6 separate regions of the Homo sapiens genome follow, and regions 2, 3, 4, 5 and 6 are each linked to region 1. Evidence: chromatin loops called from intact Hi-C (ENCODE). Cell type or tissue: MCF 10A. All regions are shown on one strand. Links, peaks and the distances in the headings refer to the core of each region. The heading gives the core; the rest is flanking DNA. Region 1 overlaps LOC124902258 (a long non-coding RNA gene). Region 2 overlaps LOC105376236 (a long non-coding RNA gene). Region 3 has its middle 42 kb from the start of LINC00474. Region 4 has its middle 230 kb from the start of LINC00474. Region 5 has its middle 53 kb from the start of PAPPA. Region 6 overlaps LOC105376235 (a long non-coding RNA gene).

Region 1 (5,376 bases), core at 269-5,268:
TTTTTTAAAAAAACTCTTTTTTATTCCGTCTATTAGGACATGGCCTTAGGTCGAACCAATATTAATTTACAGTCTCATTTCTCTCTGGAAGTGGAATCCTACAAGCATTTTTATTCTACATCTCTTTGGCAGATATGCAAACAAACCATTCTACATGACTACACGAAATTTTGCTTGTTTCTCTCTCTACAGCTGGTCTCCAATTGTTTCATGTGCATTTGTTTTCTTCCCCTGACTTGACTCCTTGATGGCAATGTTGTGTACACAGAAGTTACGTCATACATGTGAGTTAGTTGATCTAATTCTTTATTTACTCAATGCTCCTAGCTCACTCTTTGCCCTCCCCCTTCCTGGTCACCTGGTTAAATAGGCTCTTGATAAATACTTACTGAATGAAATAATGAACCAGCACCAACTAAATATAAGGTGCTATTGTAATAATTGGCTGGGTCAGTCAGATACTTGGATACCATGTGGAATTCTGTGGCAGCATTGGAATCCCACTGGATATATGGAGGTCTGGCAGAGAGCAAACTGTGGTTGAATTTGGGCACAAGAGGGTGAGGGTGGAAATGGGAAAAATTGAGCAGGAGTCATTATGTCTGGGGATGAAATGGAAGGTCTGAACAGGAAAAATAGCAGCTGAATAGCAGACTGGCTGTTAGGATTGAAAAATCAGGTGTGAAAATCAACTACAATAGTAATAATAATGATAATATTAATGAATTTACAATATTAAAAGTAGACTGTCCCATGGTTTGTTGTTAATTTATCAATTTCTGAGTATTTTCTTACTAAGAAATATTAATTTCTTAGTATTTTCTGAGATTTACAAATCTTCATTGCAGATATGAAACCTAAAATTCATTTTGGAAAAGAACAAAATGGATCATAAAGTAGATTAAATTCTAATTAATGACATTCATACTGGAGAATTGGGTGAAATGTAGTGATGCCTTCCAACTTAGTTTTAAACATGTCACAAATAAGATAGATTGATGGAGAGAGAGGGGGGAGATCTAGAGAGAGGTATGTGATAAGACAATTATATTAATAGTGAAAGGTTAGTTACAGAATCTGAGTGGTAGGTATATGTATGTTTACTATAAAAATACTTAAACTATACTGTTTATTTGAAAATTTTTATAATAAAATCCTGAGAAAAAATAAATTATAGAGAAATTGATTCAGATCTCTTAAAAATAACCATATTGGAGCCTACAATGATTAGATCAAAATACTAGTTTTTTAGGTAGAATTTTCCAGCATAGTAATAAATCTTCATATTTATGCAAGGTTTTATTGTCCACCAAGTACAAAGTGTGATGATTGAGGGAAAAGACTCTGGAGCCAGACTAGCTGATTTCTGATTACTATCTATGAATAAACCATTTAACTTCTTGGTCTCTTAATTCCTTTGTTAGTCGAATCTGTGTAATAATTCTCCTAGGGTAGTTGTGAAGAGTAAATAAATCAGTAAATGTAAAATGCTTAGAAAGTGCTAAGAAGCAAATAAGCTCTATATTAATGCCATCTATTATAATTGTAATAATAATTGTTATGCCTTCCTCATTAGTTCTTAGGACAGAAATGGTTACTCTGCTTTTCAGCTGAAGTAACTGAGGTCTAGAGAAATATCTCTTGCCCAAAGCCATATGGTTTCATTTTAGGTGATACTGGGTCTAAAGTTAAGTCTTCATTGCCTCTTTCAAATATGCTTCTCCTTGTGTTCCAACTCCCATTGCAATGTCCAATCAAATTGAGGTGCAAAGAAATGCTAAGTGCCTGGCTGGGTGCCTGGCACATGGTAGGCACTTAAAAAGTAGGTGAATGATAAAAGTTCATTTATAGCACTTACTGTGTGTGTTACCCTGCTAATCACTATACATTATCTCAAAGAATCCTTGTAAAAGCTCTAAGAGTTTTGTTTTACTGCCCTGACTTTCCAGATGAGAGCAGAGGCTTTAGAAAGGGTATGTTGCCCAAGATCCCACAGCTAGCAAGTCTGAACCACAGATCCATCTGGTTCCAAAGCCCATGCATTTTTAACAACCCTGCAACACTTTCATGAATGAAGGGAGGCTGCTTCAAAGCTTAGCCGAATGGTAGAAATTAGGGGACATGAGCCATTTTACCCTTAATCCACAGTGCCTTCCCCTAAGTCCTTCTCATCATAGATGCATTGTATTACTAGCAAATGTGAATGTTTTGATGAATTAGGCAAAACACTCCAACTGCCTGTACATTGCAACATCTTCCCTTCAAAGGCCAGGGAATGTAGACTGTACGTTCTTTGTCCAGCTTGTCTGAATGCGTCAACGCTGTCTGGGAGGCACAGAGGTGGATGCTTTCCTAGCAGGGGTGAGGCCCCTCCTGAATGTCCAGCTCCCGTATTTGTAACATTGCCATGTGCTGCCACTGGGCCAAGGAATGAAGGGGCCTATGGTCCCAGCCTCCTCAGATTACGCAAGCCAAGAAAAATGTGCAAATCGCATGAGAAAAGCAGGCAGTCCCCAAACATCTTTATTTGTTCATTTCTGTGCCCTGATGCTTTGATTGCAGCCCTGCACTTAGAAATTTCAAGATAAGTATCAGCAGCTGGACACTGGGTAAATCAGAGGCACAGATTCCGTGTAAATACTGAAGTTTCGAAAGCACAAACTTATGTCCAATAGCTTGGAGCACAGGACCCAGTGGAAAGTGGGGGAGTGGTGTTCTGGCTTTGGCAGAGTCAACCTTCTGAGAAACTCATGGACATGTCTGTGCATGCCTGAACTTGTCTGACAAAGCCAAGCAGAGATTTCAGGATTGGCCAGATTCAGACACAAGCGGCCTGCTTGCTCGGAACCAAAATGGAACAGTCAGAGGAAGTGCAGGATTAGAAAGAAGAAACAAAAGATTACAGTCTGAAATCTGTTAACAGCAGAGGTTGCATGGTGAATGACCATGCTGATGACAATAAACTAAGCTGTCATCTATTGAATGGCTCACTGACAAGATCCCATATTAGGCTTTTTGTGTCCATTCACATAGTTAATTCTCCTAACAATCCTCAAGTTTTGATGGACTTTACCAGATTTTATAAATTTTAAAAAAAGAATAAAAAGGAAAGAAAGGGAGATGGAATGGTAAAACCACTATCTCAAAGTCAGGAACTAGCCAGTAAGAGGAAACAGGTTAGCAACACATGCTTGTCAGAGCCAAGGACCAATTTGTATCTTAAACTGCCCCCATGATCAATGAACATGAATTTAAACAAATGATAATCCCAGAACCTAAATCTGCCTCCCTGCAGTTAGAATAAATAATAACCATTGTGTGCCATTTTACAGTTCTCAAAGGGGTTATGTAATCTACATATACTGGAGACAGAAAAGAGAAAACTGTCCAGTTGGGTTTTGCTCCTAGGACAATAACAGTTCATATACTAGTTGTAAATAGTAAACACACCATTTTTTTTTTCTTCCTGACAGAAGGGGGATTTTGTCTGAGAAGAGAAAAAAAAAATGAGAGAGAGACAGCAGCTTTCTATTCAGAGACTAAATTAATGGGTAGGGCTGATCTCTTGGCATAATATGAGCTGTGAGGAGAGAGTTTGCTGATGAGATCTGTCAAGAACATAACAAGAAGATAGACTGGAAGAGTCTGGACCACACTGGGTGTGACAGCAGCCTCATCAGCTCAGCTAAGAGTAGATATATTGGTAAGAAAAATTAGAACAATGGGTAAAGCAAGATAACTAATGCTGTAGTTATGCTGTGAAGCTTATTTTGTTATTTAGGATTCTTTGGTTGCAAGTAACAGAATCCAACTCAAGGCAGCATACACAAAAATTTGTGAGATCTAATATAAGCACATGGAGATTTCTCTCAGGACAGCAAATACTAAAGATAAGGTAAATATGAAAATGAAAATTCAAGGTGGCTGGCAGAGTATAAAAACATGATCCTGGAGAGCATGACAGAATCCAAATCTTGAAGTTCTTTGTAGATTTCATTAAAGCACTTTAATTTCCTTGTAAATGTAGCAAGTGGCCAAGAAATGGGAAGTAATGTTATCAAAATGCAGGAAAATGGGATTATCAGATACAATACCACTTGAGCTGCTGTATGGGATAGAGAAAGGAAGTATGAAGGGTTGCTGTTGGTTGATTTTTTTGACTATGTATATAGTAGTGCCATAAATTGTGATAAGGAACATCAAAATGCAGATATGGGGTTGGAGGAAAAAGTTTGTGATGCATTTACTTTTGAACAGATTGGATTTAAGATGTCTGTGAGTCTTTCAAGAGATATCTACAGATACTTAGATAAAACAGTGTGGAGTTCAGAAGAAGCACATGTGCTGGAGTTACAAATGAGAAGTCACCTTCACAAAGATGCTACCAGAAGCCATAGCAGTGAATCAGGATATCCAAGGACTTGATTAAAGGTGAGAGAGCAGGGGAGAGCCTCGAACATAGAACTCTAACAACAACAACAAAAACCAGTTATGGGCCATAAGCATTAAGAAGAAAAGCCTTTAAACCTTCCAAGAGTAGCCAGAGAGATAGAGATAATTAGGAGAAGGAACACTTTCTGAAAGCTGGAGTGAAGACTTCTGAAAATCTACTTCATAACAGCAAAAAGAACACTAAAAAAATTGACAAAATAAACTTTTACAGAGCTGTAAAACTTAATCAAAAGCTTGTAACAATCTGAAGAATGTTTGTTGAAGAAAAATAGCTGAATTTCTGTAAGAATAGCAAAGAGCTTTGTAGCATTTTAACACACACTATTTCTATTTCTGTTTTCCTGCACAGTAGCAGTGAAAACCAACAGCCTCACGAGCATGGTAATTGTGAAAACCAGCAGTCTTACAGCTACTGGATGGGATAGAAAGTGTTTAGAGATCTCCCAAAAGTCCATTCCTAGAGAACTATCACTATCTGACCTGCCTGACAACTCCCTGGAAAGCCCCATTCATGGAGACTGGCTTTATTTTAACTGACTCAGAGCTCATTCACTGGGGAAATGCTGTATCCCCAGGGTGTTTGTGAAAAATGAACAGTGTCCATCATTTAAATTGAAGCTGCCTGAAGCAGTGATACAAGTTGTATCAATTAGGGCAAATAAGAGGCTAGCTAAGACCCTTAAAGGAAAAAGCTGAAAAATGAAACATTTACAGGGGGCTTTAAAAGACTCCAACATATTCAAGGGCATCTAGAAAATGATGTACATGTGCAGGGCTGTGAGAATGCTCGGGAAAGACTTGAGAAGATCCCAATATCTTATGCTGGCTGACACTGAGGATCTGCATAAACAGGAACTGAAAGCTAAGGCAGAGTTGAAAACTGGCAGTGTTGAAATGGTGCCCCAACACATCCACTCAGGGCTC
Region 2 (5,376 bases), core at 202-5,201, 52 kb before region 1:
CTGCTCAGATAGGCATTCCTGGACCACTCTACACAGACTCCCATTTCCCAATATCATTATAGCCCAACCCCTTCAGAGCATTTTTCAGTTTGTAACTATATACTTATTGTTTGCCTACTTGTATATCATCTGCCTATCCAACTATATTATAAGTTGCATGTTGGCATATAGGCCTGTTTTATTCACCACTGTATACCTGGTGCTAAGCACAGTATTTGACATATATTCGGTGCTCAATACATACTTGTAGAATGTATGAGCTTCAAAGTGCTTTTAGAAAACTTGGTACCTCTTCCAATGCTTCCTGCACTCCTGAAAATTAGAGATGAGGGATGAAGCCATTCTCATTTTACACAGAAGGATGCTGAGCCATAAAGGAATTACTAACACCCCACAATAAATCTGTGGAGAAGCTGTTCCAATCTCCTGGCCTATAGCCCATTACATACAATTCCAGGTCAGGTCTCCTACTCCTTCTCCAGTTTGTTTCCAGTTTGAAAACAAAGTTAACAAGTGCCTTTAGCATGACTTTGACCAAAGACTTCTCATGAGACACTTTGAGGGATCTCAAATGCCCACTTGGGCAAGCAGCCTTCAATCAGAAGCAGGCACGTGTTGCAGGCTATGAAAGGGGAAACCTTCTCTGTGTCACAGCTGAAAGCACTCCTCTAGATATTTAAAGCAAGCCCTCTTTTAAAAAATTAATGACCTGAAAGGGGAGAGAAGAAGCTGCCTATGTAATGTGGAAAAAGGAGCTGAATGACCACAGTCCTGGACCCTCTCCAGATGATATCATCAGCCTAGATAATAAATTTGTAACAATGTGGCTGAAAGAAAGGAGACATAATTTCAAAATTAGTCAAAGAAGCTGGTAGCAGTAGAACCAAAAATAAGGATTTTTTTTTTTAATCTGGTAGGCACAAATCTTCTATCCCCTGGGTAGTTAGATTATCCAGAGAGTAGAGCAGAAACCACAGTCATTTCTGAGTCTTGGAGCCTACTTGTTCCCAGCCCATCAGAACAGGCAGAGTGGCAAGTGGGCCTGTCTCCTTTGTGTGTCTGCTAAACATGCCCTTCTAGTTTAAAAAAGGATAAATGAGAGAATGCTGAAGTTATGAAAAGTCAGTCACTCACTTAACATGAACCATTACCTAGGGATTCTCATAGATCCTCATAATTATAAATGTGTGATAAGTTAAAAAAAAAGAATGAATGCATAAGGTTGAACGTTGTAATTAATTATGATGTAATTAATTGTGAAGCACAGATCACTACCTCTTTCATGTCAACTCCAATATTCTGTGGTGATTCCCCTGCCCCGCAGATAGACTGGCAGCAAGAGGGCACACATATTTATGACTTGGTCATCGTAGCTAAGCACAGTCAAAGGATATACTGGCAAAGGGCATTTTTTTCTGTTACCTTCTTTCTCCAAGCCACTTGTCACTTCTCTCCTAACCTACTATAGAAATCTTGTGATGGTTTTCCTATCAACTTACTTCCTCACCTCCAGTACAATTTTAATAGTCAGTTGGCATTTAAAAATATTAGTTGGGGAGTTGGGGCATGGTGGACCACGCCTGTAGTCCCAGCTACTCGGGAGGCTGAGATGGAAAGATTTCTTGAGCCCAAGAGTTCCAGACCAGACTGGGGACTATAGTGAGTCCCCGTCCCCTCCCTCTGAAAAAAATGTATCTATGAGTTCATTTTTGTTATTGCCTTGCCTAAACACTTAAATGTTTGCCCATTACTTCTTGAATAAAGACCAAGCTCCTTCTGTGCGTGGCCTATTATACCTTGTGTCTTCTGATATTCATCTACCTCTCCCATCTCTCCTTAATTTTCTTGAAAGTTAAAAGATAATGTGGCTAAAGTGAACAAGGAAGCCATGTGTCTTTAAGAAAGACACATTTCTATGGTCTTTTTATATCTCTGAGCTTTCACATTTACTGTTCCTTTCATGTGGAATGTTCACTTCCTTACTCAAACCTGGTTAATTCTAATACATGCTTCACCTAAACACACACACACACACACACACACACACACACACACATCTTTTCTCACAATAACCTGGCATCTCCCTCTCACTTGGTCGACCACTTTCCATTTATAACTGTATGCTAGTTTCTATGACTAATTGTTTAATTGCATGCAAGGTGGGGGTGGAGGGGCAATGCCCATGTTATGTACACTGCTTCTTCCCAGAGATTGCGCAACAGTGTGGTCAGTAAATATTTGCTGAATGGCTAAAAGAAAATTTACCACATTTTTTATGACTTTGGGCAGTCAAAGACGTGAGTTCAGTTCCAAGGAGCCTCAGTACATTACACTATCCCATAACAAAGATGATAATGATGATGAAAATTATGATCACCTACCCTTTATTTTGCCCCTTATATCTAATACTAGGTATTAGGCACTGAGATAAGGATTTTCTCTATATTTCTCACTTAACTCATTCAAAAGTGCTATGAAAACAGAGGCTCAGAGAGATTAAGTGCTTGTTCAAGATCATATAGCTAGAAAATGCCAGAACTTTGATTTAAAACCAGGTCTATTCAACTTCATAATCTGTTTCTTTTATAGCTCACCACAGTGTGAACTATAATTCTACTTTAGAAGTAGTTTCCCTACAGTCTGGGAATAAATAACTCAAGGAACATAGCCATGGATGTATGGCAGAGATGTGATCCTTGTGGATGAAGGAGAGAAAGTCACGAAGGAGAATGGGGATTTTGTAGAAGAAAGAGTGCACTATGTGATGGTGTGCACATGAGGGGTAAACACGATCTCACTGATATTTTCTTGACAGTAAAAACTGAGTTATGATGGTGTGTTAATATTTAGAAATATTAGAACATAGGGTGTAAGTTGTAAGAAAGAGATTGATATCTGTCTTTTGAAAATCCTGCCAGATGACTGGTGGTGAAAAGTTTAACAGAAATCAAACATCTGGTAGAGATTTTCCCAAACTTGCAACCCTCTTCTTACCTACCCCCACTCTAGCCTCAGTAAAGTTCTTCCTGTAGAAATTTCTAAAATTGATGAGAAACCAAGTATTTTTAAAATGAATCAATAGCTTTCTTAAATCTGTTTTTATTCTTCTAAAGTAGCTTAATAAAAATAACTTTATGAATTTTCTTAATATTTTAAATCTTAGAAAAGTGAACATAAAATATTCAGTAAGGACACATAAATGAATGAAGTTTACCACTACATTATTTTGAGAAAAAAGGATTTGCTTATCAAATAAATAAACAACTTTGATATCATTTGAAAGAATGTTTAAACACTGTAAGAGAATGAGCTATTCTCAAACACTTTACATATCAGCTGATAAACTTATAAAAAATCACTCTTTTTTATTGACTAAGATTTGTCCCTAGAGACACCTACTTGGCAATTTGTTTGAATTAACATATGTTTTTTAAAAGACAATCTACATTTATTTTTAAACTTTGTGTAAAAATATAAACTTTGTGTAATTCAGAGCAATACAGATTTATACCAATAGCTCTGTATTAGTCAAAATTAGGAAGGCTTCAGAACGTTTACATAATGTCTTCCTTGGAATTCTAACAAGGGCCACAGAATCTAAAGGCTCTCTCTTCATTCCTTCCTTCCTTCCTTTTTTTCTTTTTTCTTTCTTTCTTTTCTCTTCCCCTCTCTCCTTCCTCCCTTCTTCCTCCCTCCTTCTTCCTTCCTTCCTTCCTTCCTTTCTTTCTTTCTCTTTCTTTCTTTCTTTTTTCTTTCTTTCTCTCTCTCTCCTTCTTTCCCTTCCTTCCTTCCTTCTTTCCTTCTTTCCTTCTCTTTCTTTCCCCAGACATGAGGCTGTTATGAAATATTGATTACATTTAACTGCCTTTAAAAAGAAATTCTGCTTCTATTAGATGACTTCTGTAAGAATCTAACCCTAGAATTGGCTGAGAACATTTCCAGATAATATACCTTTCCCAAACAAAATTTGTTATTCAAAATACAGTAATTGAGAGAGCATCACAGATTCTCAAATCAAAGGAACAATTTTGTGAGGAAAACTCTGACCTGGTATTGAGGAATGCGCAGTGCATTTTATCATTGAATCTTAACAGCAACCCTTTAGGTTGGCCTGGTTATCCACATGGTGACAGAAGCTCAGTATTCTGATGGAGCAAGGCCAAGATTACATATTGGAAGGAGCTCAAGCACAACTCACACCCAGGTCTCCCAGGCTGTGAAGACCAAACTAATTTGCCTTTAACCAACTATAAAGACATTGCAGGGGTAAGGTGAAAGCATAAGCAAAGGAGTGATTAAAATGCCCATGATATTTCCTCGTTAAAGTTCAACTTCCTTTGCACCAATGTCAAAAGCAGTTGCTGAAATAAATAATATCTTGCTTATTTTTTACATTAGATTAATTCATTTAACATTTCAAAGTTAAGAACATCTAAAAAAAGATTAGAATAAGATTTATATACTGAATATCACCAATTGCCTAAATCAATACTAGACAAAAATATTGAAGATTTTCGTTTTAAAACTAAACAACAAAAAGAAAGATTTAAAACAAAATCAAGAAAATAAAATGTTACTTTCATCAAAAGCCTTTGAATTATCTTTTTCCCCATGATAAACCTATCCAATATAGCCTTCCTAAGTATAATTTGAGTTATCGCTTTCCTCATCAATAAAATTCCTACATAACAGTGCTGCTGCGAGGGTTAGAGGAGATAAAGTGTTTGAGCACAGTGCACTTGGCCTGCTTCACGAAAAGCATTCAGTCAATGTTTGTTCCTGTGCCTTTATTCTATTATTTTCTGTTCATTTCCACGTTCAGACCAATAGTGACATTTCAGGGATAGTATAATAGCAACAGATAATGGTGACGATATTGCAATGTGTCCAAATGAAAAAGCATTCAACAAGATTATGCTTTATGACCTGTAAATTTTCCATGATTATTCATGTTCATCGAAAGGGAATGTTAGAGGCTTCCTGATCCAAAAGCCACACATTACAGGTTTAGAGACTGGAGATGGCTTTCCTAAGGTCATCAGTGTTTAAGTTGTAAGTGTTTAAGAAAAGTTTATTTTGAAGAGGTCTGGAGTGTCATAACATTCTTGATAATTCATTTTCAGAAGACCTAAAGTGACAAAAAATTTAATTCCAGATTAGGATCTTGAACTTCATTACATAACTTAGCCATCTCAAAAACTCCACTTTGCCCATTGGATTCTGGTTCTGAATTCCATGCTTCTTAAACCTGGCCGTAGTCAACCAGCAGAAGGCAACCCAATTTCTTTTCAAAATTCCACTACATATTGGCAAGAGTATTGAATTTTTATGAATGCAGACCTGTTTGAGGCACTGGTAATAAAAGACTAAATGGAC
Region 3 (5,376 bases), core at 236-5,235, 61 kb after region 1:
GAGAAATGCAATCAAAACCACAATGAGTTACCATCTCACCCCAGTTAGAATGGCTGTTATAAAAAAAGACAAAATAAAATGCTAGCATAGATGCAGAGAAAGGGGGACTCTTATACATTATAGATGGAAATCTAAATTAGTACAGCCATTATAAAAAACCATATGGAGGTTCCTCAAAAAATTAAAAATAGAACTACTATATGACCCAGCAATTTCACTACTGGTTATTTATACAAAGTAAAGAAAACCAGTATATCGAAGTGATATCTGTACTCCCATTTTCACTGCAGCACCGTTCACAGTAGCAAAGATAAGGAAACAACCTAAGTGTCCATCAGCAGATGAATGAATAAAGAAAATGTGTTAAATACACACAATGAAATATGACTCAGCCATAAAAAGAATGAAATCACATCATTTGCAGCGACATGGATGAAACGGGAGGACATTATGTTAAGTGAAATAAGCCAAGCAGAGAAAGACAAATATGGCATGTTCTTATTAACATGTGGGAGCCAAAGAAATTGATCTTATGGAGGTAGATAGTAGAATGATAGGTACCAGAGACTGGGAAGAGTAGAGTAAGATGCAGAGATGTTGGTCAGTGGGTACAGACATACAGGCAGATAGAAGAAATACATTCCAGGGTTTGACAGCACAGTTGGGTGACTATAGTTAACAACAATATATTATATATTTCAAATGGGTAGAAAAGAAGATTTAAAATGTTCCCAGAACAAATGAATAATAAATGGTAGAGGTGATGGATATCCTAAATACCCTGCTTCAGTGATTACACATTGTGTGAATATATCACAAGCACTCCATAAATAGGTACGATTAGTATGTATCACTTTAAAAAATACCCACACCTATAATGATTTAATTTTATTCCCCTCCCCAACATTGGTGATTTTACTTGCTGTGGAGATTTTTACCCGTGGGAATTTTCAAATTTGGGATCAGAAAATCTATCTACTCTTGAATATCACTCTAAGAAATTCAGTGTCCCAAGTGAGGTCACTTGGCTTATTTGAGCATTAAAATACAAAACAAAACTAAGTTTCATCTGGGCACATGATTTGTTTTTTTTTTTTTTTTAACTTTTCCTACTGAGAATCATTGACTCTTCCTCTGATGGGAGAGCATTTTTCTAAAACAGTATGATGGCATTTCTTTTTCCCTGAAGTCCCAACCTCAGAGCTTTCCAAAGAATAAACATTCCACATTCAGTCATTAGGGACTCCTCATTGCACAGCCAACGTTTTGCTATAAAGGAATCTGAACAGAAGCAGAAGCAGTAGGAGAGGCAATTCAATTGCTAACAAACTTCATGACAGGAGGATATTAGATGATCTAGAAAATTAGGATGTTTGGCTTTGAGAAACACCGGGAAACTGAGGCCCAAAGAAAAGTAACTTTTTTTAAGGCACCTCAGAGAGTGACAAACCTGGAATGAGAAGGAACCCTTGTGTATTAGTATTGCAGCAGAGCGATGTCAGGAAGCTCATCCAGAGGTCTGGATGCTACCAATGGACTTCAGAGACCACTTGACTTCTCCTAGAGTCAGAAACTAAGCTGGACCCTGATTTCTGTGGAGGAGCCGGAGAGTGAGAGTTAAGGTAAGGGTTAAGGCAGCCCAAACATCCCTGTTCCACCTCTATAATCTTGAAAGTCAATGTGTGAGTTCACAGTGGACATATAAGAGCAGGGCAGGGTCCTCAGTGTCCCTTTGTCATCCCCTGAGTACCAAAAATTGGGCCAGGGTCCTAGTAAGGGCACAACCCAGCCCCCAAATTTGTTGGCTTCTTGTTAATTGAGTGAGTGAGAGATAAGGGGGAAAGTAGTTTGTGCCCCCATTAACTTCTAATATAGAGCTGAAAAATCTAAATCTATGCAAGTTAGGAAAAATAAACCAATCCTCCAAAAACAAAACAAACAAACAGACAAAAAACCTCCAGGATCTTCTACATGGCAAGCAAAATAGGCACAATCCCTGCCCTCATGGTGGATATATTTGAATTTCTTATACTGATAATTCTTTAAAATACACATTGACATATTTCACACTTTGTTAAATTGAGGGGCAAGTTCCATTACCTGGGTGCTTAATAATGGGTAATGCATTTCCCTTTCTGATTAGTACTTGGGTGATTTATGTTCTATACCACAACTCGCTCAGGCAGGTTATGCCTTGTTCCTGGCCTCAATATCATCATCTGTAAAATGAACAGATTGTGATAAATATCCTCTTAACTCCCAGGTGTGGAATGAATATCACAGCCTCACCTGGGAACAGGGAAGCAAGTTTGTGGCATTTCACTTTAATCTGCGATGCCACCTTGTGGTTATCAACACGGACCGCACCAAGGACAGGGAAGAGTGTGCAACACAGCAGCCCACATCAGAAGATGTCCCTTTATTCTTCCCACCCCTGAGGCTGGATGCACTAAATGGGAAACAGGAGTTTCCTTTCAAGTCCACATCCCATAACCCTTGGAAGCCTCATCCTGCATAGAATCACCAAGAGTGAACTCTAGTAACACAGTTTGGGGCTTCCTGGAGTCTTGCAAAATGTGTCCATCCCCATCACTCCACACTCACATGTCTCTCCTTAAGTCTGCTAGATGATGACAGATGGGACCAGGCTGGGGCAAGACACTGGAGACAGAGATGGAACGAAGATAAGCCAACTTTCCAGACCAAACTCCTCTCACTCAGGCCATGGGAAAAGTAAGTCATTTCCAGGGTCCAGGAGGTCTGAAGATATTCAAGCTTCTGATTCCCTTTACTTTCTTCATATAACTATATGTTTTCTCATGAATACATTACAAAAAGGGGTTGTCATATCTTGGTGTGGCTGTGTACCAGGTCCCTGACCTCAGGTACATACCAGTCAGCCCTAAAACTGTGATGCCCTAGTTCCAAACACCATACTGCCAATTAGAACACACTGCATGTGGAGCTCTCAATATGGTGAACTCAAGTGTGTTTGCACTCTGGTGGCAGAGACACTAGGCTTGCTGGGGGAGAGAGAGCCAATTTGAAATTAGCTGGTCCTTAAAAAATCAGGAACTCTAAGAATGCATTACTTTGAAACAGGAAGCAACAAGGCACAACAAAACAACAATGACAAAGCATCAGCTCAGAAATCCTCATGCTGCACTTGGCACTGGGCTAAACAAATTTAACATGTGTTGTTTTATTTAACCCCCTACAACATTATGAAGTCACTACTTTTATTATTTTAAATTTCATAGTGGAAAAAGCCAAGGCTTGCTAAGGCAAATGTAACTTGGCCCCAGTCTCCCAGCTAGGAAGTGGTGTCACTATTATTTTGAATCTCTTTCCAACTTCAGGTTTCATGCTCTTCCAACACCCAAAAGAGCATGAAGCAGGGAATTCAAAGACTTCTCTTCTAGTTCTTACCCACTTGTCATGAGACATTGTACCTGTACTCCACATCTTCAGCCTCTGGTTTCCTTAGATCTAGAATGGAGATGATACAAAGTTAGACTAAAGGCAAAATGCCGGATCACATCATACTGTGAAGTTCCTCCTAAATCTAGGACTGAAATTTGTAGTATATCAATTGACATTGAAGTCAAAGGTTGCAAACCAGCAGCCTATAAGGGAATTCAGTTCAACAATTTGATTCGTTTACTCTGAAATCTGTTACAGATTGGAAGTTTAAAGATTTTGGGTGGACACGACTCTCCATTTCATCCTGGTTCTTATTTCTCTGTGCTATCCTATGCAGCTCAGTTGTCTGCTTGACCTCACTGGTGGACATGTGATTACATGGTTCTTGGTTTATGTCAAATCCAAGGTTTTGTGTGTTGGTAATCAGAGTGCAGGCCATTACAGAGGCTAACTTCACTGCTAGCCTCCATCTAGATTATTTTATTAAGACATTGTTGTCCCAAACTCTGTTGTTTTCTCTGGGCAGCTTATGAGCAACTCAGACTAATGTTATACTACCACAGGAAATATTATGACCTAAATTTCAGGAGACCTGAATTCTGCTTCAAGTTGTATGGTTCTGGGCAAGCTCATGAATCTCTCTGAGCTTCAACTTTCCCATCTATGGGAGGCTTAGAGTAAACGTTGAAAACTTCTGTGTCCCGGCCGGGCACGGTGGCTCACGCCTGTAATCCCAGCACTTTGGGAGGCCAAGGTGGTTGGATCACGAGGTAAGGAGATTGAAACCATCGTGGCCAACATGGTGATACCCAGTCTCTACTAAAAATACAAAAATTGGCTGGGTGTTCTGGTGTATGCTTGTGGTCCCAGCTATTTGGGAGGCTGAGGCAGAAAATCGCTAGAACCCAGAAGGCAGAGCTTGCAGTGAGCCAAGATCCAGCCACTGCACTCCAGCCTGGCGACAGAGCGAGACTCTGTTTCAAAAAAAAAAAAAAAAAAGAGAGAGAAAACTTCTGTGTCCCTGTAAAACTGAACCTTCCATTCTGATTGGCTAAGCAGCAGCCTATTAATTTAGATGCATGCGAGTGCTGTATCTTTAATAACTTTGGTCTCACACATAGGCTTTAATTGACTTGGGCATTTGTAGTTTTTAAAAGCTCCCCAGGAGATTCTAATGTGCAGCCCAAATTGAGAACCACTGTGCTAAAGTGTGAGCTCTGAAACAAAGTACCTTTTTCATTAAGGACAAGGAGACATTTTTAAAAATTAAAAACAGGCCGATTAAAAAAAAACTGATATAAGTGATATGTTAAAAATCCTAGGATTCTTAACTCCAAACCCAGGTTCTTTTCTGTTATACTGACCATGGGATACTATTTAAAGAACCCAATCCATCTTTTCTTAGAATACTTAAAATATCTCATAAACTCAACAAACTAAACAATGCATAGCTTGTAAAAAAAAAAAAAAAAAAAAAAAAAAAGCAATACTGTGGCTTCTCCTGAGTTCCCCAGGTCCTAGCAAAGGTATACAGGATATTCTCACATAAATCTAATCCTTTAGGCCTCATGACCTTATTTTCAGAGTGCTAAATGGTTCTCAAAGTGAGGAGAGAAGCTAGAACTAGCTAGGAAGGGTGAAGAAAAGAAAGCTTTCTGTATTCCAACAGTTAGCTGATGCTCATATACAAACTAAAAAAAATTAAGCAGCACTTTTAAGATTTTCTAATCATTTAAAAAGCCCAGATTATCACCGTCCAAGGAAAGAGGAATGGCTTGGAAGTCAGTTTCTGCCGACACCTGCAGCTTTCAGCAACTCTGGTCCCTGCTTCAGGCTCCAAATCCATCTGTCAAGTCACAGCAGCCCATTTGCAAATGCTATCTAGCTTCACAAGGACTCTTTTATTCATCGCATTTATTAAGTAATAGAAAGTGAGTTATAGTCATTAGAGAA
Region 4 (5,376 bases), core at 69-5,068, 250 kb after region 1:
ATAGGAATAATCATGAGATCCCATGGGAAAACCACTTTGGGGGAAGAGGATGTATCACAGGATTCTTCGAAAAGAGTAACCCATGAAATGAATCTTAGAGAAGGAGAAATCATGAGACAAAAGAGGGAAAGGGGTAGTATTCTAGACATAGGGATTTTTTGAGCAAAGATTAGAAGCTAAAACTAGCAAAACATATAAGGGATGCCAAGAAGAGTCAGTTGTGCTGAAACATGATGGGAAGAGCAAGGAGTGGTAGGGATGAGGCTGGGCAAGTAGGCTAGAGCCTGCATCAAAAAAGGTCTTGATTGTCATGCTAAGTTGTTCATACCATTTACTAAAAATGGAAAATCATAGAAATAATTGATGGAAAAAGTGATATGATCAGAATTGTGTTATTGAGAAAGACATTGCTAGTTACACTGAAACAACAATTAGATGAAATAAGGAGTTTGGAAGCAGCAATCTTGGCTTCCAATTCCTGCTTGGGGACTAAATTATTACATGGTATTGAGAACAAAAGTTCCCCCTTTGGATCTATCTGTTTAAGTGAAAAATGATTGAGTTGGGCAAGGTGATTTCACTGGGCTCTTGTAGATACAATATTTTATACTTATCTTTTGGTAACTGGATTATTTGATTATCTGCTCCTCAATTGTGTCATTGGAATAGTAGAGAAACTTATCTTTGGGTTTCCTACCATGTACAAAGAGATTGTATGATGTAAATGAGGTTACAGATATTTTGGAGAATGAGGAAATAGTCAAGCAAAGATGACAAATTGTCATTTTGTTTTCTAAATAAATAGCTAGCCCACAGATAATGAGGAAAATACAAGTTTAATGCATTTCCCCAAACTTGCATTTTCCCATTTATCTGTAGATAATTTCTTCTTCTATTGTGAAACATATCTTTGTGTGTGACTAATGTGGGAAGTCTTTGCTGGACCTCTATAGAGATGGGAAAATGCATTAACCTGACAAAGAATGGAGACAGAACTGTGTCACCTTTTTCACAACTTAGAGATCTAGTTCCTCAGAGCTGCAAGAAATGTTATAGATCTTCTTGTCCCATAGTTTTCAGGTTCTGTTCCTTATGACTTAGATGTTCTATGGAGGCACCTGAGGGATAACCTACCAAGGAAGAAAGCAGAGATGAGGAAGACAGCTTTTTTATTTCTTTCTCTTCTCCTAGAACCATGTTGCTGCCACACATTGAGAGCGCACTGAGAAGAAAGCCAAGTAGATATAGGTACATAGGAAATGGAGATGTGGATCTCTGATGACAGCTTTCAATTCCTCACCCAGCCATGTCTGACATGGTTCTTCCACTTAGATTTCCTGGTTATTTTAGGTAATAAATTTCCTATTTTACTTTTAAGCTTGTTTGAATTGAGTTTCTGTCCCTTATAAAGAGTTTTGAGAAGTACTTTATATGAGAATTTCATGTATGACTTTATTTAATAAAATATTTTTCCACTGTTTATCATTGGGAAAATATAAATTTGGGAACCACTGATTTCATGCAATGTAATCTTTTTTAAAGGAAGTGACTGAAACAAAATCCAGGATTATTTCCCAAAGTTACACATCAAATACATGGCACTGTTGGTGCCAGAATGCAAAGCCCCTGATGTTTGTAGCTGCTCATCTCACTCTAGTTATCTTCCCACATGCACAATATCACCACTTATCTCCACGCAACATCACTGTGACTTACCAAATATCGAGGAATAATATTCCCACACTGACCAACAGGAAATCATTTGAGGAAGAAGGCTTATCCATCTCTATAGAGGTCCTGCAAAGACTTCCCACATTAGCCACACATAAAAATGTGTTTCACAATAGAAGAAAATTTGCTCAATCAACCAGACAGTGTGGAAAGACCTTGTAGGATTCTTGGAATCCCTTAGCCCCAACAGGGGCAATACTGCTTGGACACCGTTAGTGATGTGTCATCATGGTACTGGAGCACCACCTCCTGGTTGTGTTGAAAGTTTAATTTACCTTTTCTAGTTAAAGAAGGTCTGGTATTTACTAGAAATTTATGACCTTGGAACTAGAAGGGCCTTTAAGAATGACCTGGTCCATCACTCTTCTTTCATGGATGGGGAGATAGGCCAGAAGAGGAAAAGTGATTTCCTCCCACCATAATAACCAATTAAGAGCAGGGACACAATGAGAACCCAAATGTAGTCTCCCTTTCCAGTGCCTAATTCTATGGTTGTAAAAGTTGATAATTTTTTAGTGTAAGAAACCAAAAAGAGTCTGAATTTACCTGAGGAGAAGAAACAATGAAAGTAAGTACAAACAACTTACAGAATTGAGAGGTCATTGAACAATTGAGTCACAGGCAAGAGACAATTGAGAATCTAGATAGAAAGAACCGTAGGCATTCTGTTCAGGAACTATCCCAATTCACATGAATCAGCTTTAAATGTTTCCCATTCACGCATTACTTCACTCAAGATGTATATCCTAAGGAAACAAAGACTGATTGGCCTAGATTGAGATACTTGCCAAGCCATGGTGTGAAAGTATAAGAGCCTCTGACATAATTCCATCGAAACTTTGTAGGAACTACCCCTATAGGGAGAGGTATTTTCTCAAAGGAAAATTCAATGCTGTTCCCATAAGAAAAGGGAAGGGAGCCGGGAATGGTGGCTCATGCCTGTAATCCCAGCACTTTGGGAGGCTGAGGCAGAGGAATCACCTGAGGTCGGGAGTTCGAGACCAGCTTGGCCAACATGATGAAACCCTGTCTCTAGTTAAAATAAAATTGGCCAGACGTGGTGGCATGCGCATGCATTCCCAGCTACTCAGGAGGCTGAGGCAGGAGAATCGCTAGAACCTGGGAGGTGGAGGTTGCAGTGAGCCGAGATCATGCCATTGCACTCCAGCCTGGGGGACAGAGCAAGACTGTGTCTCAAAAAAAAAAAAAAAAAAAAAAAAGAAAAAAAAAAAGAAAGAAAAAAAGAAAAGGGAAGTGATGCCAGTGAACAAAAACAACAGATGTCCAGTGCAGAAACAAAGTCAAGTTATTACTCAGGCATTTTCAAACTAGTGTCGTGAATCATCTACTCATAGACCAGAACACAAAATTCACATTTAAAATCTTCCTTTGCATTGTAGATGCCCTAGCTCCAAAGCATGGACAGCCATGACTTTACCACCTCTGAGTATCTGATACACCTGCTCCTTGGCACTTTCTGTTCCACTGCTTCTTGATATTGAAATGACATCTGTTTTACTTTTAGCTATTTCAGGAATGACAAACCAGGTCACAGAATAAGACCATATAATTAATACCTGGGCCTTGCTGTTGATGGAAAATATGAGGGGCTCAATAGAAAAGCTCCAAAACCATAGCATTTCTAAGGCCTCTCTTCTAAGAGGGGGTTCCGTCTATTATATGGAAGGTCTCCTTTAGTACAGGGCTTTTCTACTTTGGCAAAGTTGACATTTTGGGCTGGAAATTCTTTGTTGTGAGAGGCTGTCCTGTCCATTGTAGGATGTTTAGCAGCATCCCTGGCCTCCGCCTACCAGATGCTAGGAGTACCTTTTAGTTGTGACAACTAAAAATGCTGGTTGACTTTGCTGATTTTCTCCTAGTGAAGGTGACAGGGAGTGTGTAATGTATTCTAATTGAAATACATTACAGGCATATGTATTTGGAGGTGACCCCAGGATAGGTAAAACTAATTTCATTTTTTTACCCCAGAGGGAACTTTTTATCAGTCAACACGACTCAACAGTGGGAGACTTTGCCTTGGAAAGTAAGAGGTGTTTTAGGGATATTTAGCTGAAGCTGGGTACATACCGGTTAGTGATGCTGTTGGGAGTGGAGCAACATCAGATAGATGGTTTTTTTTGTTTGATTTTTGTTTTGTTTTATTCTTTAAAATGAAAAAACCCTCAGATACAGTTATTATATCATTTTATTGCTCTTTGTCCAATAGATATGTGTTTCTGTTCAGTTCTTTTTGTTACAAAGAAGCCAATAGAAACTCAATTTAATGCACAGAAAGGAGTACATGTGAACTGGATATGGAAAAGAGAAGTCATAAAAACAATTAAGGTATTCTATAGGACCCGATACTCTCTCCATCCCTCCTTCCCTCAGGGAGCCCACAGTCAGTCTTTTAAAGTCCCTCTGACCTTTTCCTCTATTGTCCTCTTCCCAGCAGCTGGCTACCTTTGCTTACTCACAGTCTTTGCTTCCTTAGGACTTGCGTTGGCAGTGACTCATTAAGGCAATTCCAACATCTTTCTCTAATTAGTATCCTTGGGGATTTAGCTACTAACCTAAAATTTCTCTCTTTCCGTTGTTTCAAATTCTAATTTCTGAAAAAGAAAAAAGAATTAAAAGTTAGATTATCCTTCTGCATGTCTGCATGTGACAGCAACATAGGTAGTTGGTCTGTGTCTAAATTTGCTGTATTTGTTACTGTGTTGTTAGTTACAAATAACAGAAAACCCTGATTCAATTGGCTTAAACAATAAGGAAAGTCTGTTATCTAATAACATAAAGTCCTGAAATAGGGCCTTTCTGGGCCAGTTAATCTTTATATCATCCCTGCAAATCCCATTGATGACCCAAGGATCTAGGTTCTATACGTGAATCTGATCTGCTATGCTCAGCGTGGTGGCTTTGTTCTAGGGCTAACTCCTCCTCATGATCATTACTGTATCCTATCTAAGCCATCTTAGCCAGACATAGCAACATCGTGTGTAAGAAGGCACTGCTCTTACTAAGTTTTCTTTTTAAGAATGAAGAAACCTTTTCCAGAAGTTCACCCGGAGACTTTCCCACATCAACCTCACATTTCATTAACCGGAATTATGACACATGCTATGACTAAGCCAAATGCTGACAAGGGGAATGAGACTACTATGTTTGACTTAGACTAATCATGTTTTAAATGTGATCAGGGGAATAGAGTCAACTTTCCTAAACAATTGATTCTTGTACAAACATCAGATTGTGTTATCAAGGACAAGATGAAATAGAATGTTTGTGGTAAGGGTGTCTGATTGACCTGGCTTTGGATTGAGTGGTTACTTCTTGCCTTTCCTTCTGTGGTCAAGGAAGATGAGATTCATGACACAGCCTTGCTGCCTAGCTAATCTATGGATGTATCTGTCCTTGGATCTGGTGCCCATCCCAATTTCAATAAATTGTTATAAATCATTCAGCTGGTGGAAATGACAGCTTCCTGTGTAGCAGGGACCATGACTATGACAGCTTCTTTTCAGATGGGGGAGTTGCTAGTACCATGATCTTGTGTCCAATAAAAATTTTTAACTCCATCTGTTTTTATATAAGTCCTCATCTTTCTCATTTGTTCAGTTATAGGTCTATCAATCCTGTACTGAG
Region 5 (5,376 bases), core at 108-5,107, 160 kb before region 1:
GCAAGTACACTAGAAAATTGTATACAATATCAAAAGACTAAAAAAACAATGTCTATCACTGAAGGCTTTTTACTAAAACAAAACAGCAACACAAAACAAGACTTTCCACTGTGGTATTCAATGTGGTCATTAAAAAGAATGATATAGATCTGTTAGTGTTGACACGAAAAAATTTAGTAAGTGATTGAGAACTGTAACATTTTGGAACTCAAAGAGTGCTCAGAGATAGAAGCCTAGCTCTCTTGTTTTACAGATGGGAAGATAACATCCGTAATGGTAACTGACATCATGACATCAGAGATGTGATCTAGCTATAGAGTGGCCAGGAAACTCTACCTGGTATATCTCCACTGCCCTGGTGTATAACAATAGGTCCAAAAGGAGAGAAGCCCTCAAGATTCTTACCACCTCATTTAGCCCCACCAACATCTGTGTAAATCAGCACCAAGCAAATCAACAGCCGTGTAAGTCAGCATGTAGAAAGGGTAAAGACAACCTTTCTCACAAGTCGAGGAGCCTCCACCTACTAGAAAGCACTCCTTATTTGTCTCCAGGCTGCCCAAAAGAATCAGACAGGAAGAATGTTGGCTCAGTGACCATCTGGTTTGGGAATGGGAACGGACGGCTGTCATGTTCTGAAAAGCCCATTAACGTTCACTGAATTATTCAGTTTCTTCCTTGCTCCTTCACAGAGTGATCTGTCTTTTACGGATCCATTCAGTGCTTTCCAACTTTCCACTCTTCAAGAAGGAAGTCATGCTTTGTAAACTTTCCTGTATAGCTGAGTGTGGAAGAAAATTCAATGCTCAGACCATCTTTGGTCCCATTTTATCCTATTCCAATACAGCCACTGATTTTGAAAGGTCGCTAGGCTGGGGTGGGAAAGCACTGGTGCTAGAGAATATGTATTCAAGTTCCAACTCTCCCATCATTAACACCACAAACTTGGACATGCTGCTTCACATCCTGAGTCCAATTTCTTCTTCTCCAATTTTACAGATGAACTGTAATATTACTTTAACTAACATGGGTCTTTAGATAACTAAGTAGAAAGAAATATATGCAAACCTGCTTGTAAACAAAGAATCACAAAACAAATTTTATATACACAGTACTTACTATTACAACATCGAGGTATTGGAAGGAAATCCTTATCATTTGTCTAAATTGGTCTTTAACTTTAGTGAGTTCTGATACATCTAAATAAAATTTGAAAAGCAACAAAACATGTAAAATTGACTTCAAAGAATTTTAGATTTGAACAGACTATTGCCCTTAGCATCATGATCCAGGCTGCTGTATTTACTATCAGAAGTTGAGTTCTGTAGTGGTTTAGAGACAAGAACTCAGTATTGTGTCTCTACCAATTTTTTTGGATATCAATGTTTTCCTAAGCTACTGTTCCCTCAATCTCTTCTTCACCTTTGCCTAAGGGAAAAAAAGAAGCTTAATAGAATGAATAAGTCACTTATCACTTATGTTTCAAAATACCCCTCTGAGCTAGGAGGGTCATCAGGGAATTTGGCATGTAAGACAAAAAAAAATGGCTTATATCTTTGGCAGACAAACACGGAATGAATAACAGGGACATAAATGTGATGAAGATTGAACAGGGAACAGTTGAGCAATTGAGTAACATGACTCATTCTTACCTCATTCATATTTATTAACAGTAATAATAGTCTGCAGAAGGGCTCCAATGTGTCATAGCTTTATTTGTTTCATCTCATTTAATCTTCCTAATAAACCTATGGTGTGAAGGTTAATTCTCACTTCTAAAGAAGGAGGAAACTGTGGATCAAACATATTGTGTAATTTGCCCAAGATTTCAAGATGAGTAAGAGATAGAGGCTTAACCAGGGTTGCCTAAATACAAAGAACTTTTGTATACAACACACCAGTGTTTCTCCTTGGATGGACAGACTTCACATGCCTTCCATGTTGGAATTGTGCTTAGCATATAATCAATGTCCACGAGATGTCCTTTGTTTATGTTGAGTTAGCATTGCTGCATAGCGGACAAAAAAAGCTAGAGAAAACTAAGAAACTTCTAAATAAATCACATTGAATGATAAGAGGGTAGAACCATTGCTGGTCTATACATTATAAATCCCAAGTTTTCCTCTTGTCTTGAACATCAATATATTGTGTGACTTTGGGCAAGGCACTAAACCTTTCAATGCCTCAGTTTTCCTGCCTGTAAACAGGGACTGTTATACTAGCTTCACGTATCTATCTGGGTGGTTCCAGAAATCAAATGAGATGTCAGGACAAGCACTTGGCAATAGAAAGGCATTGCTGTTATCATCGTTCTTTATGACTAAGCATAGGGTTTATGGTATCTCTCTCTGAAAAATAACTGTGATAAACTCACATAAGCAAAGGGCTGGGAGGATTGTATGCAAAGACATGAATGGAGGGGAGTAGGAGGTGTGTGGGTGAGCAAGATGAGTAATATGGGTACTGTGAGGCACGAGAAGTATTACAAGAGTTCATGGGAGGCTGAATTCAATCCAGGATAACAAGTCTGTAGGGTGAACTGGAGGTGAGACAGGTGATACACAGAAGTGGATTTTGGAAGAAGTCAAAGACGGGATTGATTGACTCACTTATTCACTTCTGGCCCCATCTCCTGCAACCACAAAACAAGTGTTAACCCCATGGAATAGCTTGAGGCAGAAAAAAAGTGTCTTTAGTAGGATTATACTGGGAACTTACTAAGTATATAGGAATGGGAAGATAGTCAAGAGCAGTAATTACAAAAAGAATAGTCATAAGGACGAAGTGATGTATTAAAAAGTGATTAAAACAGAGCATTGAATATAGCCAGCACTTAATGAATGGTAGTGATGATAGTGGTAATGTTCATTGGATGCTTAGGAAATATGAAAAATAGAAATGTATATAACGTAGCCCCTGACTTCAAGAAACTCACAATTGGCAAGACCATTCAGGAGGCTTGAAAGAGGAAGAAAGAAAATAGAACTCTCACAGATTGCTTACAAAATGGTTCTAATACCTCCACTTATTCCTGTATCCACATCTTTTGAAATGCTACTTAACAGCTTCCCCCATTAAGTGGAGTCTTTCTCTCTAACCCTCAAATCTGGGCTAGCCTTGGATTTTGCTTTGCCAGTAGAATGTGGCAGAAGTGACTGTGCTAGTTTTGAATGTAGGTCCATGAGGTCTTACATACATTTGCTTTGTCTCCTAGATCCTTGCCAGCTGCCATGAAGACAAGCCCAGGCTAGCTAGATAATGTAAGACACATGGTTGGTCAAGTGACCCATCTCCCAAGTTGACAGCCAATTGCCAAGCAATGAATGAGGCTGTCCTAGACTAGCCAGCCCCAATTGACCCACCAGAAGGCTGCAAACACATGTGTGACAACAGCTGATGTCTTCACAGCCTGGACAGATAAGAACTTCCCAGAAAATCTAAAGACTTGTGGGCAGTGAGAAATTGTTTTGTTTTAAGCCACAAAGCGTTTGAGTGGTTTGGTATTTAGTCATAGATAACTGATACTGGAATTGTATTCATTCCTATATACCACCTTCTCCTACCATCATCACTACTGCTCTGTGAGCTTTTGCATCATGGACCCCATTTTTCAGATGAGGAAAGAAAGATTTAGTGAAGTGAAAAGTAACGTATCCAAGGTCAGGGGACTAGAAGTGGTACAGTCAAGGCTTTACTCAGTCTGTCTGTTCCACATTCTATGTAGTTTATACTACATCACACTACCTTGAGTAAGGTGAAAAAAATGACTTGTGGGTTGATCAGGGTGTTTGGCTTTAGGACAAGGGTTGAATGTAGTGGAGACAGGAGAACAGGCCATCCATGGGTGGGGCTCCATGAAGGCATGCACCAAAGTTTGAGTAAGAGAACACCAAGAGTGAAAGCAATAAAGGTCAAGTGGGATGATTCTTGTCTAACCTTCTTAAATCATGAAAGAAAGGAAAAGTTGATCACTAAGTAAAAACAAGTCAGGAAACAAGGAGGGATTTCAGGAAGAAAGAATGACACAGGTGAGGGCTGGAAACATGGTGAATCAACATTCCCATCCAAAAAAGGTGTGACCTTAAGTGGGAAAGAAGAGAAATGGTTTAAAATTGGAATATCATAGCCAAACTTGGGACAGCATAGAATTTCCAGTAGTTCTCCAGCAGTACAACTCCCCCCTTGCAAGGAGAAACAAATTTGGAAGAGAAGTCTGGAAAGAGCATTTTATCAGAGCCTACGAAAATCTGTGTCTTGAACTATACCAGAAATCTGCATGCACCTTTTTCATTGCTCCTTTGTTCAAGATCCTTTCTCATGCTCTGTAAGTAAGGGAATTCTTCAAGGCTTTCTCCTTGGAATTGATGCTACTGCCGCTCACCTAATAATTATAACCACATGCACACTTCTAATCTCTCTGGAGTCCAGTGGAACATGAGACTAGTCCTGACCAATAAGTTGTAAAGATAAGTATTATGTGTCTTTTCCATGCCAGAATATTTAAGGGATAAACTGAAGATCCACCCACCAGAGGTCTTTTTCCCTCTGGTGCAGAGACAACATTGAAGATAGTGGTTCCATCAACTTGGTTTCCTAAGTCACAGCGTATAGGAGAGTTTCCCTGTCAACCAGTGATGAAAGCAATAAATAAACCTTTGTTATTTTAAACGACTGAGAGATGGAGGTTGGTTGTTACTGAAACAGACCCTACTTTCTTCTGAATAAGGAACATTCTTCTCTTTGCTGGTCAGATGAAAACGCATTAAAGTGTGTTCTTTGTAACATCAGTCCCGAGAGGTTATCTATTAAAAGAATTCTATTGTCAATAAACTCTGGGCAGCACTGCCTACCCTAGCATCATCTTAGAAAATCTATAAACACTTTGGAGCAAATCGGAGTATGCTATTCTAGACTCTGTCTTCAGCAAACTTATCTATTCTTTAGGTTTCAAACACCACATGTATGCAGCTTATTTCTAAATACACAACTCCTCACTCTTAGAGGTCCCCACATAGAATGTTATTCTGACACTTCCAGTTCAATATGGAAGATCTCATGATCTTCCTACAACTCAATCTGCTCCCTATTTGTTTACCATACTTCTCTAAAGATACTAAGACATTTTCTATTTTCTTATATGTATATAGTTCCAAGCTCCCTAAAGTCATAAAATTACTCCATCACTATATATGCCTAAACCAAGCACAAAAAATGACCCATTATATGTGTTAATAATGATTATTAAAAGGACTGGCTCCTGGGAAGCAGCTTATAACTGTAAGGATATTTATTCTATCCTTTGAAATATGACTTTTATGGAAAATACATAGGTTTTAGAGTTCAGGAAAGTTTGGTATGCATTTCAGCTCCCCCTTC
Region 6 (5,376 bases), core at 95-5,094, 270 kb after region 1:
AACATTATGCTAGGTGAAATAAACCAGACACAGAAAGAAATTTTTCACATTATCTCACTTATATGTGACATTTTAAAAAATTGTTTAAATATACAGAGACAGAGAACCAAACAGTGGTTACCAGGTGAGGTGGTGGGGGAAGAGGGAGGTGCAAGTCAAAGGATATGAAGAAGCAGATATGTAGGATGAACAAGTATACAGATCTAATGTGTAGGATGAGAACTATGGATAATAAAATTGTACTGCATATGGTATCAGGCTAAATGAATAGATTTTAGCTGCTCTTGCTACAAAAACAACAACCGAAAAAGAAAGGGCATTTTTTTTTTACTATCTATGCATATCCCATAACATCATGTTGTATGCCTTATAATAAATATGCACAGTAAGTATAAAAAAGAAAGAATATAATACATATATTGAGTTTATAGAAAGGGACTTCTAGAAGATTATTGAACCACTAGATGGAAGGGCCTTGGGTCCCTAAATGACTATCTGAAGCAGATCAGCATCACACTCCTCCCCCAGCATGCCACTGACTATGACATGTGAGATGAGTATGTCATGTCTTTTGGCTATGGCATTAGAAAGAGTAATAAACTGTTAAAATACATGTTTTTATTTTTTTATTTTTACTTTTTAAATTTATTTACCTGTCACCCAGGCTGGAGTACAGTGGTGTGATCTCGGCTCACTGCAACCTCTGCCTCCCAGGTTCAAGCAATTCTCCTGGCTCAACCTCCTGAGTAGCTGGGATTATAGGCACCCGCCACCATGTCTAGCTAATTTTTTGTATTTTTAGTAGAGATGGAGTTTTGCCATGTTGGCCAGGCTGGTCTTGAACTCCTGACCTCAGGTGATCCACCTGTCTCGGCCTCCCAAAGTGCTGGGATCCCCGGCCACAATATTGTTAATAGAAAACAAATATTCCTCTAGAACCACTCTCAGTGCCAAAATTTCTATTTGTCAGAATTCTCTAGAGAAGCAGAACCAATAATTATCATCTCTTGGTATCTGTTGGGGGTTGATTCTAGGACCCCTCCATCCTCGAGTATACCAAATCCCAGTAATGCTCAAGTCCCTTATATAAAATGGTGTGGTATCTGTATACAACCTACACATGTTCTCATGTATGCTTTAAATCATCTCTAAATTACTTATAATACCTAATGCAATGTAAATACTATGTAAATAGTTGTTATACTTTATTATTTAGGGAGTAATAAGAAAAGACAAAGTCAGTACATGTTCAGTGCAGATATTCTTTGTTTCAAATATTTTATCTGAAGTTGGTTGCCTCTATATACATACGGAGAGAGAGAGAGAGAGGAAAGAAAGGAAAGAAAGAAAGAAGGAGGGAAGGAAGGAAAGAAAGAGAAAGAAAGAAAGAAAGAAAAAGGAAGAAAGAAAGAAAGAAAGAAAGAGATATATTTATTATAAGGAATTGGCTCATGTGATTATGGGTACTTGAAAGTCCCAGGATCTACAGGGTGAGTCAGGAAGCTGGAGTGGAGACTGAGGAGAGCTGACGGTTTAGTTCCTGTCTGGACTGTCAGGCTTGAGACCTAAAAAGAGCAAATGTCCCAGTTCAAAGGTCATTAGGAAGAAAGACTTCTCTGTTACTTAGCCTTTTTGTTCTACTTGGACCTTCCATTGATTAGATGAGGCCCACCTACATTAGCAAGGGCAATCAATATTCTTTACTCAGCCTACCAATTTAAATGTAATCTCATTCCAAAACATCCTCACAGAAACAGAATAATGTTTGTGTAAATATTTGGGCACCATATGGCCCAGTCAAGTTGACACATAAAATTAACCATCATGGCACTACTAAATCTTGGAGAAGAAACTTCCACCATGGTGGAGCTAGGACTCTTTAAAGATGTAATATTTGAGCAAAAACTTGAATATTATGAAGGAATTGAAGGAATCATGAGATTCTTGGGTAAGAGCCTTTTCCTCAGTTACAGAGGGAAGACCAGAGCCAATGACCATGAGTCACAGCGGGTTACATGCTCTAGGAATAGGAAGGATGCTAAGATAGCTTGTGTGAGAATGAGTGTTGGAAGCAGTGATAATAAAGTTCATAGATATAGCCAGGTGTCAGATCATGCATGGCTTTGTAGGACATCAAAAGGCACATCGATTATATTCTATTTGTGACAAGTAAGGACTAGAAGAATTTGAGCCGGGAAAGGACATTCAGTGCTTTGAGAAAAAAACATAAGATTACGAGACAAGAATAAAAGTAGGAAGATCAATTGAGAGCCTGTTTGTATAATTCAGTTTCATTTTCTTGAAATTAGACTACAGAATGTATACTGGCGGGTTGCGGTAAGTGTCCCAATTTGAATGCTGCTCACTACATAGACAGCCCAACCTTTCATGTGTACCTTCCTTAAGAATTCTGGAGTAAAGTGTGGAAGCTGACATACATTAAGGTTATTGACCACCTCTGATCTCAGAGGGCAGATATTACTCTCAGGATTTCCTTTGCAGCATTAGAAGCTGCAGGCTCATTAGACTCCAAATATGTGAACCACCACCACATGTCAACTTTGATTTAAAGCAAAGGAGCTGGCATTGCTTGAAGGTGAGGTCACTGGAATCGGAGCCTTGATGAAGTTTCTCAGAAAGAAAACATTGTGCTGTGTTTGTGTCTCCCTCACATTCCTCTTTCCCCCTCGCCTCACTTCCCACCACATGTGGGTTGGCTGTTCCTAAGGCCCCAGGGATTGAAGGAAAGGCGTTGAGTTTGGAGCATATCAAAGAGTCTACACAAAACCAGGGAGAAGTCCCCCTCAACCTGGGCACAGTTTTCCAAGGAAAGATATTCTAATTTTGATGGGAGAAAGAGACTGGGAGAAGAAGCTACTTCAGCCTGTTACAGAAAACAACTCTTGGTGTGTGTTCATGGAATTCGCTACATAATAAGGAAGCTGATTCTCCAGCTGTGAGTCAGAGTCTGGCTGATGTAAAACGATGAAAGAAAAAGCCCCTAGAGGTTTACACACAGGCAAAATTTCCAGGATTGTGTCCCCATTAACAAAGGCTGGGACCAGGGAGTAAGGTTACCTGGGTTTCAAGATCAGTCCATTCACAGGGGTCATGCAAGACTGAGCTAGTTAATTTTCTCCTTTGGCTTCAGTGTCCTCTTCTGTAAAGTACGGGTAATAATGTTATTTCGTTTGCAGGGTTAATATGAGGAGGAGAAGACATAATGCATGGGAAAATGCTTTGTAAATTCCAAAGCTATTACCAGTATAAGTTTGTTTTACTTCATACCATTCAACTAATATTTATATTGAAAATCCCTTTGCTTCTATTCCTGTTCTAGGTCTGGAGATTGAACCACAGTCGAGTACCTAGTGGAGACAGAAAGTTAAAATCATGTTGTTTGTTTGTAAAAGTGGAAGTGTTGGTTGGGTGTGAACAGTTTGATTCCTTAGAAGTGAGTTGGAACTCACCTTAGAAGATAGTTATTCATTGTATATCCAAAATTCCTTTCTACTCCAGTCTTTGTCTCAGAAGATGCTATTATATGATACCCATCCAATTGCTCAAAACAAAAGCCTAGGAGTCTTTGTTGATTCTTTTATTTTTTTCTTTTTTTGAGACAGAGTCTTGCTCTCTTGCCCAGGTTGGAGTGCAGTGGCACGACCATGGCTCACTGCAGTCTCAAATTCCTGGGCCCAAGTGATCCTCCCACCTCAGTCTCCCAAGTAGCTAGGACCACAGGCATGCACCATCACCACACATGGCTAGCCCAGCCTTTTTTTTTTTTTTTTTTTTTTTTAGATAGAGGGGTCTCCCTCTGTTGCCCAGGTTGGACTCAAAGTCCTGCGCTCAAGCAATCTTACTGTCTCAGCTGCCCAAAGTATTGGGACTATAGGCATGAACCACTGTACCCTGCCAATTATTTTCTTTACTCCTTCCACATCCAGCCTATCAGAGAGTCCTATTTCCTCTGCCTGAAGAAAATATCTTGAAATCTCTCCTCCCCTGCCCATCTCTACTGCTGTCACTCTGATGCAAGGCCTTCTGTCACTGCTTACATGAAAGTTTCCAACTGCTTTCTCTGTCTCCAGTATTATCATCTATCCTACAGCAAACAGGTCTCTTAAAGATACCATACCATTTCTTCAAGAAGCTGAGGTAGGAGAATCACTTGAATCCCGGAGGCGGAGATTGCAGTGGTCGCACCACTGCACTCCAGCCTGGTGACATAGTGAGACTCCGTCTTAAAAAAAAAAAAAATGCCATACAATTTCCTGCTAACCCCTCTAACCGCCTAGATTTCAAACTCCTTAGCATGGCCACTCATGCCTTATGTCATCTGGCCTCTGTCTTCAAGCTAATTGCTCTCTCCAATGGTTTAGTCTACTATAAGTACACTGGCATTCTTGCTGTACTTCAAGAGAATGTTACTACTATCTTGGAGCATTTCACTGGCTGTTTCCTTTTCCTGAAAAGCTCTGATCCCAGATCATTGCCTCCTTCTCAGGTCTCAGCTCAAATGTCTTGACCTCAGAGAAGCTTCTGTCACCACCCAATATAACGACTGCCAGCCTAGTCACTTTCTGACTATGGTGCTTTTTGTTTCCTGTGCATTTATCATTATTTGCAATGATCTTGTTCAGTTGCTTACATCTTTGTTGTCCATGGTCACCTATCTCAGAAACTCTATGGGAACTGGCATCTTCTTTATCTATCTAGTTCAGTACTGTACCTGGCTGCCAATCTCACCATGATACACAGGAAACCTGGTCAGGTCCACAATCAATAGCTTCAGAGTGGATCCAAAGGCCCCTTTTATTTTTAGGAAAGCACTTTATAGTACCTTTTAGGGCTAAATCTAAAAATCTAACCCACCTAAATCCACCCTAGTTATGCAGGAATATCTAAGGTGAATGACAGGATCTAAGGTAAATTCTGCAGATTTAGAGAAGTTTTCTGTTCAGTGATATCAATTGGTTGTTTTTTGTGTTTTTAAAAAAACAACTCATACTTCAGAAAATTGCTTCCCTGGAAAACAATATTTTTCCTAAATTTGGATTTTGACTTGCCCAGGGCTATAAATCATAGGGTGTTCTTGTGGAGTTATCAGCAGCTGCATACAAAAGGAGAGTAGATGGAAAGGAATTGTCAGCAGGGGTTTGTTGATTGGATATGTTCATCATCTCACTCTGGTGAAAAGCTTGTTAAAAAAAGAAAAAAAGGAATGAACAGAACTCAGCATTGGAAAGAACACAGACTGAATACCCTTACTTGGTATTATTTACCAAAGCATAGACATGTACCAAACAAGGAAGAACACCTTGTATACTCTGGATCAAGGGGCCATAATAAGTGTAAGTGGGTAAGTGTAAGGTT

The links. A loop is a pair of places that touch in the nucleus more often than their neighbours do. Peaks named below come from ENCODE experiments on the same cell type or tissue, not always from the same donor. Only the 100,000 strongest peaks of a DNase experiment are listed, where the experiment ranks them.
Region 2: it touches region 1 in a loop (4-fold over the local background); 5 of 110 quality-filtered maps call a loop at or near these places.
Region 3: a loop joins it to region 1, with 7 times the contacts of the local background. A loop is called at or near these places in 2 of 110 quality-filtered maps.
Region 4: a loop joins it to region 1, with 8 times the contacts of the local background. A loop is called at or near these places in 4 of 110 quality-filtered maps.
Region 5: it touches region 1 in a loop (8-fold over the local background); 4 of 110 quality-filtered maps call a loop at or near these places.
Region 6: it touches region 1 in a loop (10-fold over the local background); 4 of 110 quality-filtered maps call a loop at or near these places.

Annotation. Positions count from the first base shown.
Region 1 is chr9:115,941,697-115,947,072 of GRCh38, reverse strand. All of the region lies in intron 1 of LOC124902258 (a long non-coding RNA gene), which reads right to left. Among named protein-coding and RNA genes, the nearest start is that of LINC00474, 19 kb to the right of the region's middle. RefSeq lists an enhancer at 2,132-3,331. In MCF 10A, for the core only: no CTCF peak of the experiment used is centred there; DNase peaks (open chromatin) are centred at 2,362, 2,732 and 4,982.
Region 2 is chr9:115,993,463-115,998,838 of GRCh38, reverse strand. All of the region lies in intron 1 of LOC105376236 (a long non-coding RNA gene), which reads right to left. Among named protein-coding and RNA genes, the nearest start is that of LINC00474, 71 kb to the right of the region's middle. In MCF 10A, for the core only: no CTCF peak of the experiment used is centred there; a DNase peak (open chromatin) is centred at 2,188.
Region 3 is chr9:115,880,890-115,886,265 of GRCh38, reverse strand. No RefSeq gene overlaps it. Among named protein-coding and RNA genes, the nearest start is that of LINC00474, 42 kb to the left of the region's middle. In MCF 10A, for the core only: a CTCF peak has its summit at 2,362 (motif pointing left); a DNase peak (open chromatin) is centred at 2,335.
Region 4 is chr9:115,690,736-115,696,111 of GRCh38, reverse strand. No RefSeq gene overlaps it. Among named protein-coding and RNA genes, the nearest start is that of LINC00474, 230 kb to the left of the region's middle. RefSeq lists an enhancer at 3,976-5,175. In MCF 10A, for the core only: a CTCF peak has its summit at 1,962 (motif pointing left); DNase peaks (open chromatin) are centred at 1,901, 4,211 and 4,821.
Region 5 is chr9:116,097,998-116,103,373 of GRCh38, reverse strand. No RefSeq gene overlaps it. Among named protein-coding and RNA genes, the nearest start is that of PAPPA, 53 kb to the left of the region's middle. In MCF 10A, for the core only: no CTCF peak of the experiment used is centred there; DNase peaks (open chromatin) are centred at 1,643 and 2,603.
Region 6 is chr9:115,670,429-115,675,804 of GRCh38, reverse strand. LOC105376235 (a long non-coding RNA gene) reads right to left here. Exons shown (of 7, transcript XR_930270.3): 6 at 3,289-3,368; 7 at 2,977-3,160. Among named protein-coding and RNA genes, the nearest start is that of LINC00474, 250 kb to the left of the region's middle. RefSeq lists an enhancer at 2,525-3,724. In MCF 10A, for the core only: no CTCF peak of the experiment used is centred there; DNase peaks (open chromatin) are centred at 2,684 and 3,004.